Linked DNA regions of Homo sapiens: region 1 is linked to region 2. Evidence: chromatin contacts called from ENCODE Hi-C or POLR2A ChIA-PET data. All regions are on one chromosome and are shown on one strand. Each heading gives the region's core, a stretch centred on a gene start or an enhancer-like site at or near the end of the contact. The rest is flanking DNA. Distances are from core to core; before and after follow the strand shown. Region 1 holds the start of TEX53 (testis expressed 53). Region 2 overlaps WHRN (whirlin).

Evidence for each region. A loop is a pair of places that touch in the nucleus more often than their neighbours do. ChIA-PET counts read pairs that join two places held with the same protein, here RNA polymerase II (POLR2A). Pooled maps may share reads with other maps.
Region 1: a map of ectodermal cell shows a loop between it and region 2 (2.6-fold over the local background). The contact joins the promoter of TEX53 here to the enhancer-like site in region 2. A Hi-C loop is called at or near these places in 55 of 168 maps with a recorded cell type or tissue (A673, B cell, CD14-positive monocyte and 35 more), 33 of 37 single-sample maps with no recorded cell type and 35 of 50 pooled maps. POLR2A ChIA-PET finds 5 or more read pairs at or near these places in 6 of 52 experiments (CD4-positive, alpha-beta T cell, MCF 10A, PC-9 and 3 more).

The regions. Positions count from the first base shown.
Region 1 is chr9:114,654,660-114,659,883 of GRCh38, reverse strand. TEX53 (testis expressed 53) reads left to right here and starts at 2,079. Exons shown (of 2, transcript NM_001354645.2): 1 at 2,079-2,218; 2 at 3,252-3,580. The coding sequence starts at 2,110. The coding sequence ends at 3,355. LOC107987121 (a long non-coding RNA gene) reads right to left here and starts at 1,968. Exons shown (of 2, transcript XR_007061744.1): 1 at 1,816-1,968; 2 at 1-893.
Region 2 is chr9:114,446,676-114,451,963 of GRCh38, reverse strand. The region is part of intron 3 of WHRN (whirlin); the gene reads left to right. Among named protein-coding and RNA genes, the nearest start is that of WHRN, 56 kb to the left of the region's middle. Within about 2 kb of position 1,606, at least 4 of the 41 ENCODE cell types and tissues checked have a DNase peak (open chromatin) inside an H3K27ac peak, as active enhancers do; they include B cell, adrenal gland, spleen and 1 more, where a contact is called at or near this core.

The sequences.
Region 1 (5,224 bases), core at 830-3,329, 210 kb before region 2:
GGGAATAAACAGAGAGAATTAAATAGAGTAAATAGGCCAGAGAAGGCCTCACTAGAAAAAGTGTTCATGGCCAGGCATGGTGGCTCACGCCTGTAATCCTTGCAACTTGGGAGGCCGAGGCAGGCAGATTTCCTGAGGTCAGGAGTTTGAGACCAGCCTGGCCAACATGGTGAAACCCCGTCTCTACTAAAAACACAAAAATTAGCCGGGCATGGTGGTGCGCACCTGTAATCCCAGCTACTCAGGAGGCTAAGGAATAAGAATCGCCTGAACCCCAAAGGCAGAGGTTAGTGAGCTGAGATCGCCCCACTGCCCTCCAGCCTGGGCAATAGAGTGATACTCCATTCAAAAAAAAAAAAAAAAAGATGAAGTGTTCTTTAAGCAAAGGCTTGAAACAAGTGAGAGAATGAGTCTTGTGGATTTCTAGGGGAAGAGCGTTCCAGCAGAAATGCAAACAGTGGTGTGTTTGGTGTGGCGGGAAAGGGGTGAAGGGTAAAGTAGCAGGAGACAGTGAGGGACAAGTGGATAAATGGTTAGATTATGAGTTTTTTCAAGACAGGCCCAGGGAAAGACTTTTCTTTTATTCAACATGATACTGGAAGCCACTGGGAGGTCTGGGCAGAGGTGTGACATGATCTAATGTCTGTAGGAGGAGGATTCATCTGTGTTGGTGCTTAATGCTGATGCTTAGGAGCCGTTGCAATAATCCAAGTAGGAGATGCTGGTGACTGAGGCTGGAGAGGAGCACTGGACGGGTGGGAACTCACTACCCAAGGATGAGGCCATGGAGTGAACCCAGTGTGCTGTGATCGACACACGACCACCGATGATGGAAATTTCCAGAGTGGGGCTTTGGCCACAGAGAAAGGGGAGCAACAGCAGATGGCCAGAGCCTGGAAAAGAGAAAGGAGGTTGGGAATAACATAGACTTACAACCTTCGGTCATCAGAGCTGGGAGAATCCTTGGAAAGATAGATGACGCAGCCCACTGACTTCCTGTTGCAGATGCGGGGGGCCTCAGTATGGGCTAGCCCAAAGCCACACAGCAAGTTAGTGGCAGTGCCAGGACTGGGACCAGCAAAGCTGGGCTTCATCATCATGCTCCTGTGGGACCTGGGCCCAGCTGGAATAATGGAGCCAACAAACCATATGGGAAGACAATGAGCACAGAAAGTACTTTGGGGTACCTCCCATCAGAGCGGCCAGTTTACAGACAATTAAACACTCATTACTCCAAGGTGGTATTACTGTTCCCATTTTCCAGATAAGAAAGGGAGGCCAGTGGCTGGGCAAAGTGACTCATGCCTGTAATTCCAGCACTTTGGGAGGCTGAGGCAGAAGGATCTCTTGAGGCGAAGAGTTTAAGACCAGCCTGGGCAGAATAGCAAGATCCGGTCTCTACAAAAAGTTTAAAAAAAAAAAAATTAGCCAGATACGGTGTCACACACCTGTAGTCCCAGCTACTCAGGAAGCTGAGGCAAGAGGATCACTTGAGCCTAGGAGTTCGAGGCTGCAGTGAGCTATGATTTTGCCACTTCACTCCTGCCTGGGCTACAAAGCAAGACCCTGTCTCAAAAAATAAATAAATAAAATAAAATAAAGTGAGGCACAAAGAGATTACAGAACCAACCCAAGAGCACACATACACCTAGAGAGAAGGCAAATCTGACCCTTAAACACAAGCTTGTCTGTGTGGGCTGCCGCATCTCCTGGGGTTCTGCTGCCATAGGACCTGGCAAAGCAGAGATTCACGTTTTCCAGCTACAGTCTTAAGTTCATCTAGAAAACAACCCTGCCCAGAGAACTGTGCTGGACCTCCAACATCTGTGGTTCAAGAAGGCAACGCTACAGGGAAAGACTGGCAGAGTGGAGGCTCCATGTCCTTTCCACAGGTAGGAGAAATGTGCACAGTTGAGGAAAGACTGACCCTCAGAGTGGTGGGCCCAGGCAGGTGGGCCTGGAACTGCTGGCCACAGGGAGCTACAGCAGGTCAGAGAGAGGGGAAGGGCCCACTATGACCCAGCGCTTAAATAACAATGGGTTTCTGGGATTGGAGCTGCAGAGCCAGGAGCCCCAGTGCCCTTTCCTCCTCCCACCGCGCACCAAAACATGGGGTCCAAGATCTTCTGTTGTTGCCGCAAGACCAGCGAGGGGTCTTCCACCACTGTTGGCTTCCACAATCCAAGAATGTTCGAACAGCATCATCCACGGTCCTTCAGTAGGTTCCAGACGTGGGTGTGTGATAGTGTCAGGAACACCTGAATGATTCTCTGCGCCTCGGCCTCCCCGGCCACCTCCTGCTGGGACATAGTCAGACTTCTTTCAGCCTTCTGGGAGTGTGGAAAGGGCGTAGTTACTCAAGCCTGGAACAACACAGTCTAAAGACTCTATCAGTTATTAGAGATTAGTTATTAGGTGGTAGATATTCGTTGAAATCACTGGCTTTAGTCCTCCATGGCCATTTGTTGATTTATTTAATTTCTCACTGAGTTTGTGGTACTTTATTAGATGGTAGTTTAAACTCTGCCTCTGCTGCTTACTGAGTTTGGGCATGTCGCCGACCCTCCCTCTCTAAGCCTCAGCATCCTTCTCTCCAAAATGAGGATAACGATAATATATTGCCCACTGTGCAGGCTGTTAGGAGGATGAAGGCAGGCACCGTGTGTAAGTGAATGCATATGGCCCCACACAAAGAAGACATTCAACAAGGCCGGGCACGGTGGCTCACGCCTGTAATCCCAGCACTTTGGGAGACTGAGGCGGGCAGATCACGAGGTCAGGAGATCGAGACCATCCTGGCTAACACGGTGAAACCCCGTCTCTACTAAAAATACAAAAAATTAGCGGGGCATGGTGGTGGGCGCCTGTAGTCCCAGCTACTCAGGAGGCTGAGGCAGGAGAATGGAGTGAACCGAGGAGGCGGAGCTTGCAGTGAGCCGAGATCGCGCCACTGCACTCCAGCCTGAGCGACAGAGCGAGACTCCACCTCAAAACAAAAAAAAAGACATTCAACAAATGATATCTGTGGATGTGTATAAGGATCAGCTGGGCCACGCTGAGGTAATGAGTAAACTCTAAAATCTCCATTGCTTCACCCAGCTCGAGATCATTCTTAGCTCATACAAGCAAACTTTTATTTTTAAAGAGATTAATGATTTGAGGAGTCTCTGAGTGGAGTATGGCCAAGATAGGTTATACGCGCATCACTCAAAGCCTTTACCCAGGATAAGTTTATTCCTCTGTTCTTTCAGATCTGAACACAAATTCTCTCCACAGTGCTGTACCAAAAAGACATCCACGCCTCCCCTATGACAACCGCATGATGCTCAAGGCGTGCATCCTTAGGAGGCCATGAGCATTCTAGCCGGCGGCACCCACGTGGTCCCTGCGGCTGCACAGCTGCTGGGCTTCCATGAGGAAGAGGGCAGTGGACAAGAGTCATGAAGACTGATTCAGAAACTCCCCTGCAGGAGGAGAAGACGTCTGAGCCATCCCTGTGCCACCACCAAGAGTCACTCCAGCTTCTGAAAAAGCCACCGTGGGGGGGAGCCGCCTCCAATTAAAGTCCTTGGTCACATCAGAGGAAGTGTCTCTCCTCCTTCCCCCTTTGCCAGCCCTACCTCTGAGATTCCCAAAAACATGGAGCAATTAGACCCTGGCACCTCTTGGAAAGAAATGTGGTTTTGTCATTTTAACGCATTAACACATTTGTTTCAGTCACTCCTAACCAACCTAACAGGGAAGTGCTATATTAGGAGAGGCCAGTTTGTATAACAGGCCACTGTCATAAACGTCCAGAGCTTCAGGGCACAATTCTGCTTGCCTACTGTGCGACTCCATTTGACGCTCAGGGCCATAGGGAACAGCAGGGCATGTTGTGAAAAACTCTACAAACAGCAGCCCTAGAGTTATGCAATGCGTAGCCAGTGCTGATACGCAGCACCGCTTGTGCTGAAACACGGAGTATGCAACTGTGAGTAATATGCAGAAGACCCCACATGGTTTCCACATTAGCCAGGGAGCCAGGCATGGAAGTGTATCACTCTGACATAATAGGGCAAAAACTTGGAAAGCAAAATGACAAAGGAGCATTTTGCAACTGACTCGGGGATTAATGGAAGGCTTCCTGGAGGCGATGGTGCTTGAAGGGAAGTTAGCTAAAAGGAGAAGGGATGATATTCCAGAAGGAGGGAATACAATCAGCAAAGTTGGAAAATAGGGGCACGACCTGGGAGGGCATGAGGGTAGCAAAGTACCAAGTCTAGAATGACTCAAGTGAAAACCTGAGCCAGGGTTTGGTGGGAGGTGAAGTGGGCAGAGCATCAAGAGCTTTGTATCCAGGGAAAAGGAGCTGAACTCTATCTTGAAAATAATGGGAAGCCACAGGTGAGTTTTAAGCAACAAAGTGACACAGCCTGATTTCCAACTTTTGTACTATGAACAGTGCCTTAGTCTGTTCAGACTACTAAAATAAGATACCATAACCGGGTGACTTACAAACAACAGAAGTTTATTTCTCACAGTTTTGGAGGCTGGGAAGTCCAAGATCAAAACTCCAGCAGCATCAGTGTCTGGTGAGGGCCTGTTCCTCATAGAGGGCGCTTCTTGCTGTGTTCTCACATAGCAGAAGGGGCAAGGGGTCTCTCTCAGGCTCTTTCATAAGGGCACTAATCTCAATCGTGAGGGCTCTGCTCTCATGACCTAATCCTCCTAAACCTCCCAAAGACCACAATTCTTATACCATCACCTTGGGAGTTAAGATTTCAACACATGAATTTGGGGGAACATTAACATTCAGACCATAACAAACAAGGCGAGTTGGAAGACAACACTTTTTTTGTTTGTTTGTCTGTTTGTCTGAGACGGAGTCTTGCTCTGTCACCCAGCCTGGAGGGCAGTGGCATGATCTTGGCTGGCTGCAACCTCCACCTCCCAGGTTCAAGGATTCTCCTGCCTCAGCCTCCCAAGTAGCTACAGGAAAGTGCCACCACACCCAGCTAATTTTTTTTTTTAATTTTTTTTTTGAGACGGAGTTTCTCTTTCGTTGCCCAGGCTGGAGTGCAATGGCACACTTTCGGCTCACAGCAACCTCTGCCTCCCGGGTTCAAGCGATTCTCCTGCCTCAGCCTCCTGAGTAGCTGGGATTACAGGCACCCTCCACCATGCCTGGCTAATTTTGTATTTTTAGTAGAGACAGGGTTTCTCCATGTTGATCAGGCTGGTC
Region 2 (5,288 bases), core at 357-2,856:
GCCTACAGTGAATCATTTAATGCTCCCAGCATCCCTGCAAGGAGGCTCTGGTATTATCCCTATTTTACAGATGGGCAGCTGAAGCCCAGAGAGGTTAAGTAACTTGCCCAAGGTCACACAGTTAATAGGAAGAAGAGCTGGGATTCAAACCCAGGTGGGTCTAGCACTTAGTCACAGAAGTCCCATTCTCATCTCTTCCCTCTCCTCATACCTTCTCTGGTGAACCCCAGAGGTTCTTACAGAACTTAGATGGGTCCTCTCTTTGTGAAGTGGTTCTCAGGCAGACTGGGGGAGGGACACAGGGCAGGGCCTTCCCCTGTAGGCAGCTTGAATTTACTGCTTTGTGAAAATTAGGGAGGAGCGAATGGTCTTCACTTGGGGTTTTCCTGTGTGTGTGGTGTGTGCGTTCATGCGCACACACCCCCACAGTGATATTTCTGATGTCTCCATAATAACAATGCCATAAAAGCAACTATTTATTGATGATTTGCTGCAGGCCCAGCCCTGTCCAGGTGATTCCTTGAAATCATCTTGCTCCGTCCTCTTGGCAGCCCCAGGAGGATCTCCTGAGTTTCATCATGCCTATTTCACTGATAAAGAACCCGAGACTCAATGAGATTAAGCAGCTTGCCCCAAAACATATTTTTAGTTGGCAGAGAAGCTGTGATTCAAAGGCAGGCCTCCCTAAGGCCACATGCCTTACCTCTGTGCTGATGCCAACAGGGACAGCTGAGCACAAAGTCACAGTGCCTCAGACTGGCAAAGGACTTTCTATTTTACCTTGGATGGGCTTTGCCCACGTTTTTCTGACCCCAAATCCAGTGCTTTTTCCATTCCCAAGGGCAGCAAGTCACCGATCTCTTGCATGCCAATGCCATTTCATTAGTGCGCCTGTACACATGTTTGTACCTGTGTGGTTGCAGCCGGGCTCTGCAAGAAGGGATAGTTAGCTAATGCTAAGAGTCACTTAGCGCTGTGTCTGCCATGGGGCAGAAAAGGGGGACCCGTGGCCCAGATGATTCAATGTCTGTCATTCCCACATGAGAGCATGGGCCTAGCTCAACTTTTAAAATTATTTAATTGAGAATGTATGACTAAAGCTGTATCTCAGCAGAAAGTATTTTTTTGCGGGGGGGGAAACTAATAATAATAACAATAGCAGCTACTTCTGACACCTACTGTGTGCCGGGGCGGTGATGACATTCCCTGGTGGTGTTGCATGGTGTGTAAAACCTGTCTTGTCACTTTATCACCCTGAGACTCGGTTTCCTCATTTGTAAAGCTGGGGTAATAATACCTCTTGGGACATGGTGAAGATGTAGCCAGAGAATCTCTAGCAAGCACTTGATGCAGATAAAAGTATTTTTTTAATTAGCTTTAAAAATTATTCCTGATTTTCAGTATAACCTTGTAAGGTAACCGCATGAGTCTTGCTTGAGGCTCAGAAGGTGGAAGTGATTTGCCCATGGCCACTTACCAGGAAGGGGCTGGCCAAGGTTGCAGGCTTGGCTCTGTCCTCTAACACCCAGCCAGGGCAGTTTCACAGTGGGGCCTTCCTCCCAGGCTAGGGGACAGTCTTGTATTGTCCCTCTGGGATGGAATAAACTCGAGGCTAATCCTGCCTGTCCCTCTTTGGCACTCCAGCCCTGGCCCCACACTGCCCCTGCTTTCGAGGACTTGTGGCAGAGCAGCAACCTCTCCAGCACCTGGTTGCTTTGGGGCTTCAAAAATCCCCAGGCTTTTTCAGCAGAAGGTAGGATGACAATTTCCTTGTCCTTGCTGAGGTCCAGCTCAGATAACTGGGCTTTGCCTCCCCACCAGCCCCTTTTGCTGGAGTGGGTTTTTTCTAATGAGCCATGCCCTCGGGAGTGCCTATCCCTGAGGTGCAGTAGCCACCTCTCACTCCTGGGCGGGTCCACAAGTCCTAAGCCTCAGAGTTGGCTCTTGCTTCCTTCGTAGAGACTATAGAGGAGCAGTGCTTCCCAAGCTCCTGTAGATTCCAGTTTTTGATAATAATGATAATAATAGTACCACCTATATCCTAGGTACTATATTGTCAAGACAACATGAGCTAATGCATATAAAATCCCTAGCCCAGTGCCTGGCACATGATAAGCAACCAAAAAGAAATGGTAGCTGTAATTGTCTAAGCGATTGGCTTGTGGCAAGACTGATCTGCAGTTACATCTGCGATGCTCAGATAGCTGATGAATTGACATTGATGATGAACGTCTTTCCCAAGGAGCCGGAAGGTGATTTATTTCCCAAGAACCTGCCACAGGCTGAGTGATTGCTGTAGCCTCTGCTCCCCACCCGCCCCCAGCTGTGCCACCTTCTCAGTCCTTCCTTATGATACTCTCTTAGTTGGATTTTTGAAATGGCCTCTCTGAATGAGTGTTTAATCAATTGCAGAAATTCGAGATGCTTAGTCCTCTGGCCTGGTCTTTACAGCGGCCCTTGGTAGGGTGGTAATTGCGCCAAGGCAGGCTGCTGCCAAAAAGACTTAATTTCTCTGGGCACGCCCATTAGAGCAGAGCTCACTTGCAGCTTGGCCACAGGAAAAGGTGAGATCATTTGTTCGTGTGCTCAGGGTCCCTGTGAACCATTCTGTCCACCAGAGAGAGGCTACTAGCTGGGGATGTCTGTGGGCTTTCCTTCTCATCTCATTCCCAAGTGGCTGAACAAAGGTCCTGGAATAGGGTAGGGGCATGAAGAGCTGACTGGCCCCGGAAATGTCATTGGTTGCCCTTCTGGCTTTACATGTGGTCATGCCAAATTAAATGCCTGCTTGTGGGTACATATGGTTTACTGAATCTGAGGTCAGCACGGTCCCCTCTTTCATAAGGGAAATGATTACCAGTGAGCATTTCTTCAGCCTCTGCTGTGGGATAGAAACATGAAGGGCTTTGGGAGAGGTAGGTAACTATATGGGGCAGTGCTTTGGGCACTTGACCATGCATACAGATTCCCAAGGGACCTTTTCCAGTGCCAGTTATGATTCAGCAAATGTGGTTCTTGTGGCCGCATAACCACCACAGGACTTAGGGATGTATAGTAACCACAAGTTATGCTCCCAGGTACTGTGGGTGAGGAAGTGACAAGGCACAGCAGGGGTGATGTGTCTCTGCTCCATGATGTCTGCAGCCGCAGCTGGAACACTCAACATCTGGGTGCTGGAATCATCTGGAAGCCTGTTTCCTCCTGTGCCTGGAAGTTGATGTTGGCTATGGGCTGGAGGCCCTAGTGCTTCCTGCATGGACCTCTCCCTGTCATCTTTCCACAGTGCTAGTTTGGGCTGCCTCTAAGAATGGTGGCTTAGGGGGGCTTTCCAGGGGATAGGTGCTGGGAGAGAGGTGAGTGGAGGCTGTATTCTTTTGATGGCCCAGTTTCAGAAGGCACAGAGTATCCCTCAGCTGGGCTTTCTTGTTTAAAGCTGTCACAAGTCCAGGCAGTTTCAAGGGGGAGAGGGGACTAGGCCCTTCTTTCTATGTGAGTGTCCTAGGGCTGCTATACCAAATGACCACACACTGGGTGGCTTAAAACAACAGAAATGTATTCAGTTATGGGGGCCAGAAGTCCAAAATCAAGGTGACAGCAGGATCACACTCATCCCTCCAACCGCTCTTCCAGTTTTTGCTGGTTCCTGGTGGTCTTCGGCTCGTGGCAGTGTCACTCTAGTCTCTGCCCCTGTCTTCGTGTGTTCTTCCCTGCATGTTTCTTTGTGGCTCAAATCTCCCTGTCCGTTCTCTTATACGGGCAGAAGTCACTGAATTTAGAATCCTCCCTAAATCCAAGATGATCTCTTTTTGAGATCCTTAACTTAATGACACCTGCAAAGACCCCATTTCCAAATTAGGTCACATTCACAGGTACTGGGGGCTAGAACTTGGACATATTTTTGGGGGAACACAATTTGACCTACTCTGTGATGGCATGACAGGGCCCTAGGGGGCACATGAAACTCGAAATATTGCTGTGGCCATTTTTGGAAAAGTACACTCTGCCTCAGTAGATTTGGGATGGAGCCTGAGAGTTTGCGTTTCTCACAGGCTCCTAGGTTTTGCTGATAGTACTCATCTTTGTCATTTTAGCAGCTATAAGAGAGTGCCTGAGATTGGGCAGTTTAAAATGCATATAAATTTATTAGCTCACAGTTCTGAAGGCTGGGGGAGAGAGAGAGACAGAGAGAAAGAGAGAGAGAGAAAGTGTGTGAGAGAGAAAGTGAGTGACAGAGAGAGACAAAGTTGGAAAGGTGGAGTCCTTGTGGCCTAATCACCTTTTAAGGGTCCCATCTCTTAATACTGCATGAGTTTTAGTGGAGGACACACATTCAAACCACAGCACAGTTGGTCCATGGACAACACATGGGGTCTTGCTTTCAAATTGCTGACAGTCTAGTGAGGAAGAGGGAGGAGGAAATAGCAAACTGTAATAAAGTCAGACCTGTTAAGAAGTACCATGCTCTTAATAGGAGTACTACCTGATAACTGGATAACAATTAACATCTCTGATGTACAGGCAGTATTCTGGGCACTTTGTATATATCAGTCCTTTTACCCTCACAGCAACCCTGTGGTAAGGGTGCTCATCCCTTGTTTACCGATGTGAGGCTCAGAGAGTTTAAATGATTTACCCAAGGTGACACAGCCAGGGCGTGTGGAGCCAGGCAGGCTGCTTCCAAGTCCCTGTGGCCACTGCACGGCCCTTCCTGTGCTGGGACCTCAGGTGGGAGCAGTCAGTCCAGGTGAGGGGGGCTGGTTGTGGCTGCAGAGAGGAAGTGGATCTTGAGCTGGACTTCTCTTGGTTAGCAGGTTCTTGCTGAGCCTCTCTATGTGCCTGACATGTAAACATGAGCCAGAAAACACATGATTTTTGCCCCTGTGAAGAGTGCGGTCTGGTTGGGGCATTGAATGTGGAAGATTATGCCAGGCAGAGAAGTGAAGGAAGAGCTCTTCCAGGAAGAATTGGGAGGAGCACAGACATAGAAGCATGGGGGTCAGGGACGGACAGGCGGGCTGAGAGGGACTGAGGGGCTGACAGAGAGGAGAGTTGGGGAGGGAGGGGGAAGGGGTAGGGAAGGAGACATGCTCCAACAGCTTTTCCAAGAGCTCCTGGCTGGCTAGACGCACCTAGGGATGCACGTGGCACTAGGAGTGAGTGAGGGTATTACTTCCAAAGTCAAGGAGCTATGAGTTAAGGCAGATGGAAGGAGGCAAGAGCTTTCAGAGTTTGGGATGTCCAGGGAACTGAGTGGTGCTCTGCACTAGAGCTTTTGGCCCAAAAACCTC